Linked DNA regions of Homo sapiens: region 2 is linked to region 1. A link is a contact called in ENCODE Hi-C or POLR2A ChIA-PET data. All regions are on one chromosome and are shown on one strand. The core of a region is the stretch at or near the end of the contact, and the rest is flanking DNA. Distances in the headings are between cores, read along the strand shown.

What was found. Hi-C counts contacts between places; a loop is a spot of excess contacts on that map. ChIA-PET counts read pairs that join two places held with the same protein, here RNA polymerase II (POLR2A). Pooled maps may share reads with other maps.
Region 2: a loop to region 1 is called in a map of natural killer cell, with 10 times the contacts of the local background. The contact joins two enhancer-like sites. A Hi-C loop is called at or near these places in 1 of 168 maps with a recorded cell type or tissue (natural killer cell) and 2 of 50 pooled maps. POLR2A ChIA-PET finds 5 or more read pairs at or near these places in 3 of 52 experiments (HEK293, activated CD4-positive, alpha-beta T cell and naive thymus-derived CD4-positive, alpha-beta T cell).

Annotation. Positions count from the first base shown.
Region 1 is chr10:6,957,499-6,960,467 of GRCh38, forward strand. All of the region lies in intron 2 of LOC105376387 (a long non-coding RNA gene), which reads right to left. Among named protein-coding and RNA genes, the nearest start is that of LINC02665, 140 kb to the right of the region's middle. Within about 2 kb of position 1,398, at least 2 of the 41 ENCODE cell types and tissues checked have a DNase peak (open chromatin) inside an H3K27ac peak, as active enhancers do; they include natural killer cell, where a contact is called at or near this core.
Region 2 is chr10:7,242,538-7,245,506 of GRCh38, forward strand. SFMBT2 (Scm like with four mbt domains 2) reads right to left here. Exons shown (of 21, transcript NM_001387889.1): 9 at 1,021-1,168. Among named protein-coding and RNA genes, the nearest start is that of SNORD129, 57 kb to the left of the region's middle. Within about 2 kb of position 1,479, at least 3 of the 41 ENCODE cell types and tissues checked have a DNase peak (open chromatin) inside an H3K27ac peak, as active enhancers do; they include natural killer cell, where a contact is called at or near this core.

The sequences.
Region 1 (2,969 bases), core at 148-2,647:
CACCTTGCAATTAAAAACTTCCTCTTCGGGGCCAAGTGTGGTGGCTCATACCTGTAATCCCGGCACTTTGGGAAGCCAGGGTTGGGGGATCTCATGAGGCCAGGAGTTTAAGACCAGCCTGGGTCATACAGTGAGACCCCATCTCAACAAAAAAAAAAAATTGTTTTAAAACTTATCAAGGTGTAGCAGTGCACCTCTAGTCCCAGCAACTCAGGAGGCTGGAGGGGATCACTTGAGCCCAGACCCCATCTCTAAATAATAAATAAAAACTCTTCTTTGAACTTTCATGTTTTCAGGTTAAGTAGTCCTAGTGAAATAAAATCCTTTTCAAGATAGCATTGTCTTCCTATCTAGCTCACAAGTTTCAAGACGGTTGGGATGGTGTGGGTCTTAGTCATTGCGATAATCCTAGGTTCGGCACAGGGTCTGCCATGCAACAAAGGTTTACTGAATTTAATATTTTGAATTCTCCAATTATTGGCATTGTTCGTTTCTGGACATGTTCTTTTTACCCATTGCATCATCAAGACTACCTATCAGTACAGCTGTGATGGCAGTTACAATATTAAAACACTTCCCAACCCCATGGTCCCTCTCCCAGATATCCTGGTCACCTGATAGGATGATTCCACCTATCATCCTCTGGACCTTCTAGAACTTTCCACCATCCAGCAACTAAAGGGTTAACACCCACTGCAGCTGGGAGCTTCCAGGACCCTGCTGATTGGCCAATGCCTGGTGCCCTGCCTTGAAACAGCTTTGAAGTATTTTAAATATAATCCTGACTCCAGTGTTATTAATACATGAACAAGAATAACACTTTAAGGGAGATCAATTTAAATAATAAACCACAAGTGTTACCAAATGCTTCTCCCTTTCATCTGTAATATCTGAATCAACAGTTGCCGAGCTGTGGCCAGAGGTGGCACTTCAGGACAAAGGCATAAGATACTACATCAGAGAACAGGCAGAGGAAGCAGCCACAGTCCTGGGATGGGGAAGTGCTAAAGGGACCATCAAGGCTAAGAGCTAGCCTGTTCTGCTAAGGAGACTGCAAGAATAGTATCACACTCTTAAAATCTCCCTAAAATACCAAGTTTATAGAAATGAAATCAGACAGCCCCTTCAAAACTTTGAGTAGATACTCACTTGCTGAATAATTTAGGAAGCTTTTTAGAGCTGATTTTGTTTGGGCGTCTTTATTGTTGTATTCTGTTTTATTGTATTTTTAATTTATGTTCTGGGATAGCAGGAAAGGCCCTGGAAAAGGAACTAGAGACAGAACAAGAAAATACCTTTCTATGGTTGCCTCCTTTCTTTCCTCTCCATAGAAAAGCATAGAAAAATAAGTGCTTTGCACATTATGGACACCTGGAGAGGCTTTTGCTTTGTGGTTTGCAAAGGAAATGTTCTGAGTTGTTGCTTGAGAGACAAAATTTCTAGCAGTAACCCTCAAAGCTATAGGTGTTAGGCAAGTCTTTTTTGGCAAGAGATAATAGTAGGAGACATGTATATTTTCCATTACCTGACTTAGAAAATTTAAATAAAGGATAAGAAACAACAAAAGCGATCTTTCCATTTTAGTACATACACTTTGCTGCTTGATAACCCATTTTATGTATATCATAATTAATTAGACTGATCTGCAGTTGAACATTTGGGTGGTTTCAAGTCTTTTGCTCTTTGGGTCAATGAATTGAACAATTGATTTTTTGCATATATATCTGCATATGTTTAATTGATGAGTCAAAGGTTATGTGTATGTTTTTAGTGAGAAAGGCAAGTTGTAGAATACGATCTGTCATAGAAGTCTGTATTGTATTTTCAATGGGTGTTTATATGTTCGTTAATGTATAAGTGTATAAAGAAATCATGTATTTCTGGAAGGTCATGTAAGAAATTGCTAAATTTCCTAGAGGTGATTACCTCTAGGAAACAGGGATGAGAGTGAAGGTAATATTTCACTTTTATATCTGTTAGACATTTTTATCAAGATTCCCATTACTTTTATAATAATTATTAATAAAACAACGCATGAGTTAGACCAAGAGAAAAGCCACAAATCAGCTGAGTTATGAGTCAATAAGGGCCTTTTGTATATAATTAGCACATTTCAAAGCAGTTTGTATTTCATGGAAAAAAATCCAGAAATCCAGATAAAAAGTCAGAGTCACCTTGAATTGGGATTGAAATAAGCATACGTAGCACTCCTCCCTTCAATTAAGTTTGAAAAGTTCAGGTTTACAGGGAAGTGGAGCCCAGGGAGCCCAGGGATTAAGCATTCAGGAGTCAGAATCTGATTTTCTAGGACTGAAACCTCCCATGCTATTAACAAGCTTCGAAACAAGCTGAGTAAGTTACTTTCTCTTTCTTGGTCTCAGTTTCCCCACTGAAACATGAGGAAAAAAAGAGTACTTTTTACCTCATTGAGTAATTGTGAGGGTTAAAGAGATAATTCATGCAGCACTCAGCACAGAGTCTGAAGAAAGTCCTCTATAAATGTTAATTATGTTTACTATCACTATTATTTTATAGAAAAAGCAGCACATCTGAAAACAATAATTTATCAACTCATGTTTACTGCACTAAGATAAACATAATATACAAATAAAATTTCCCCAATCCAAGAAAAAATGAATATTAACAGTTGTACAAATATTCAGGCTTCCCTAAGATGATGACTTCCATCAAAGCAGGTAGAGGTACATTGTTTTCAATTATTTATCACAGCAAGTTACCATCGCAGATCAATTTCAGCATGTCAAGAAGCTATATTTAGGTTCTGTGGGCCAGCATCTCCCAAATTCAGCATGATTTCACATTCAAAGAGGAAAAGATATCTGCGTAATATTTTGGCTACTCAAAGAAAACATCAGCATCTGCTTTGAGTGAGAAGGCCTTGTGCCTGCGACCCTCTGTCTCTTCTGTCTCTTGTTTCATCTGCCAGCATGCTGGATGCTCTTGTATCT
Region 2 (2,969 bases), core at 229-2,728, 290 kb after region 1:
TACCATTAGGCGGAACTCCATGACTGCACAACTTTAACCCAAAGAGTTGAAAGCTGAAATGGAAATATTCAAAAGCATCTCCTCCGTAAGGACAAATATGGGGAAAAATGAAGATAAAAGCCCAGCAGAGTACAGTCATAGTAAAGGTAAGCAGGCAGGCACCATTAAATGATGTAAACAGACTGGCGAGGCCACCAGGCAAGATGGGACTCAACCTGTGGGAACTGCATGATTCTCCCAATAGGGTTAATGTCCCAAGCAATCCAATCCCTAGAGATCTGGAAAGGTTAGTACAAAACCCCTTATTATTTAAGTTTGTCTGTTAAAATCCTCCCCAATAAGTTTACTTTTCTCATCTTTTTCCAATTTTCTTCTTCTTACTATACCTTTATTATTCTTCTCTTAGTCTCACCTCTCATCTTACTGCTTTCTTCCTGAATAAACCTGACCTATAGAGGACAACAAACCACACTGGTAAACTCTAAGACTGGCATTCACTAACAATGTGGTTCTTGAATCCCAATTTAAAATTATTTTAATGCATCCTGGCTCCCAGTGTAATTATTTTAAAGTATTATAGCATCTAATTGTCGGATATCTGAAAGCAAATTGACTCTGGAGAAAGCTTAGCTCGCTGGAAATAAACACTCTAAAGAAATGCTTCACCAACATTGTGTTACATTTGTAAAGCCACTTCTCAGACACTTTCAAGTCTTTGAGCTCAATCACTTAGCAATGCTGCACCCTCTAAGTCTACACAATAGCAGCACATCTGCCAATAATGCGGTAACGGATGGGGAAACTCCTGTGGACAGAAGTGAGAAGCCCAAGGCCACTCGCCTCGCCAGGGGATGGAGCTGTAACTGACACCTATGTCAAGCTGATGAAGAACGCCCTATTTCTACTACATCTAAACCCTTTACACAACCAGCCTCCCCAGATTAATGCAGGTGTTACTTCAATGACAGTAAGACACCCTCCTGAATCTCCAGACCCTGCATACCTTCACAGAATACAAACCTTTGGGAGGAGTGAGGCTGACTCCATTTTTAAGGCACCACTGTACTGGCAAAATCCCCAAAGAATCTGCATGGCACAGCATTGACAGTTTACTTGGTTCAGGTCTTAGGTCATCAATAGTCACTTGAAAAAAGTGATTGTTAAAAACCTAAAAGAAAAAAAATGGGGGAGCCAAAGGTTAATTCTTTAGAGTTACATATAATGCTAGTATAAAATAGTGGCAGAGCTTCCAAAGGCAATTAATATAGTTCATCAAAATGATTTGAATACAAACTGGCATTTTCAATGTCCATTACTAAATTAATTCAGCTGATAAAAAGTTAGAATTGACTGCTGTGGTCCTATTAATGAAAAGATAAATAACTAGGTTATCTGGAAGAGTGAGAATGAACAAAATCAAAGACTTAGAGAAGTCAACCAATGGCTATAGCTTGAAGAAAAATGAATGGAGGAAGTCAGACAGACAAACCCCAGCTTAGATGACAGCCAAGACAGGAACTGAAAAGTGAAACCGTTTCTCAGTGTCCACAGCCAGCACCAAACTCTTTACACCAGATCACTCAAGAATCTCCAAGATCTGGCTTGGAGCTTTCTAGCCTCCTCCTGCACCTTTTCCCTCAGAACACCCCACCCTCCAGCCCGAGAGGAAATCGTTCACACTAAGCCTCATGGACTACAACAACCCCCAATGCCATGTTTAAGCTATCAAAACACAGTGCGTTTTCAAGGTACATCTCATATTTCAATGCTTCTGATCTGGCTGGAATAAACCGCCCTCACTCTGCGCTCCTAAAATTTCAGACTTCAACTTCTGTATTGAAAACTCTCATTCCTTCCTAGACCGATTACACATCAGTCTTCCAATGCCATAGAGCATAAGTTATTAGAGGAGAGTGATGTCTTTTTGTTAACACAAGTATTTCCAAATGCATAGAAAGTGCTTTGTACATAGGAACGGGATAAATGTCCACTGAATATAAGAAGAAACATCAATGAAGAAATAAGAACAAGACATGCCGATAAACAAAGCAGAGGGTAAAAATCAGATGGACCATCACTGAAAAGCAAGATGGATTTAAGTAACTTAGTATCTAAAACAGGCCAGAAAAAAAGATCCCTTTCCCAATTCAACAGACATAACCCAGTCTTTCTTAGGAAACCTTGAGAGTTTTACAAAGCTATGATTCCTGGCCCCTTCATTTTTTTTCTGGAAGCAATTTAGTTCAAAGTGAAGCAGGAAAGGAAATTCACTTCTGTTCTTGCCTGTGCTAATTTTGGTAAATAGTTTACTGAAGGTTTGCCTGTGAAAGTCAACTTCAAGCAACAAAGGATCAGATGGGGCCTTCCCAGTGAGGTCATGTCCGAGAGCCCTGTTGAGAATCTCATCCTCCCACCACCTGAAAGGATTATGAAAATCCTTTGACTTCTATCATTTTCACTCTGCTGGGCACCTGGACTCCACTGGACAGTCCTGAAAACTGATGCACGGCGATCTGGCTCAGGGTGCAAAGCCAAGTGCCTACCAACAGGGAAACTAACACCAAGGCCTCCTGGGGTCCTCACTGCTACCGGGGGGCACAGTCCCAGGACCCCAACATCCCTGCCTTGGTGTATTTTTCTCCTTAGCATTTAATATGTAACATACTAGATTTATTTACTTATTGATTCTGTTTATAGTCTGTCTCCCTCCATTAAAATAAAAGCTCCACAATGGGAACATTGTCCAGAATTGAGCCTATGAATGCTCAATAAATATCTGTTAAATTACTGTTATTTAGTCTATCTTGCATATATACACATACACACACATACGTATATAAAGAGCATGTGATTTTGGTGGAGCTGCGGTACCCTGTAAAGAAGGAATTTCCACAACCGTTAAAATGCATGTTCACGTGGGAACACTCCAAAGGAAAAGCTTAGTAAGTTTCATCAAATCCATCAGGGCT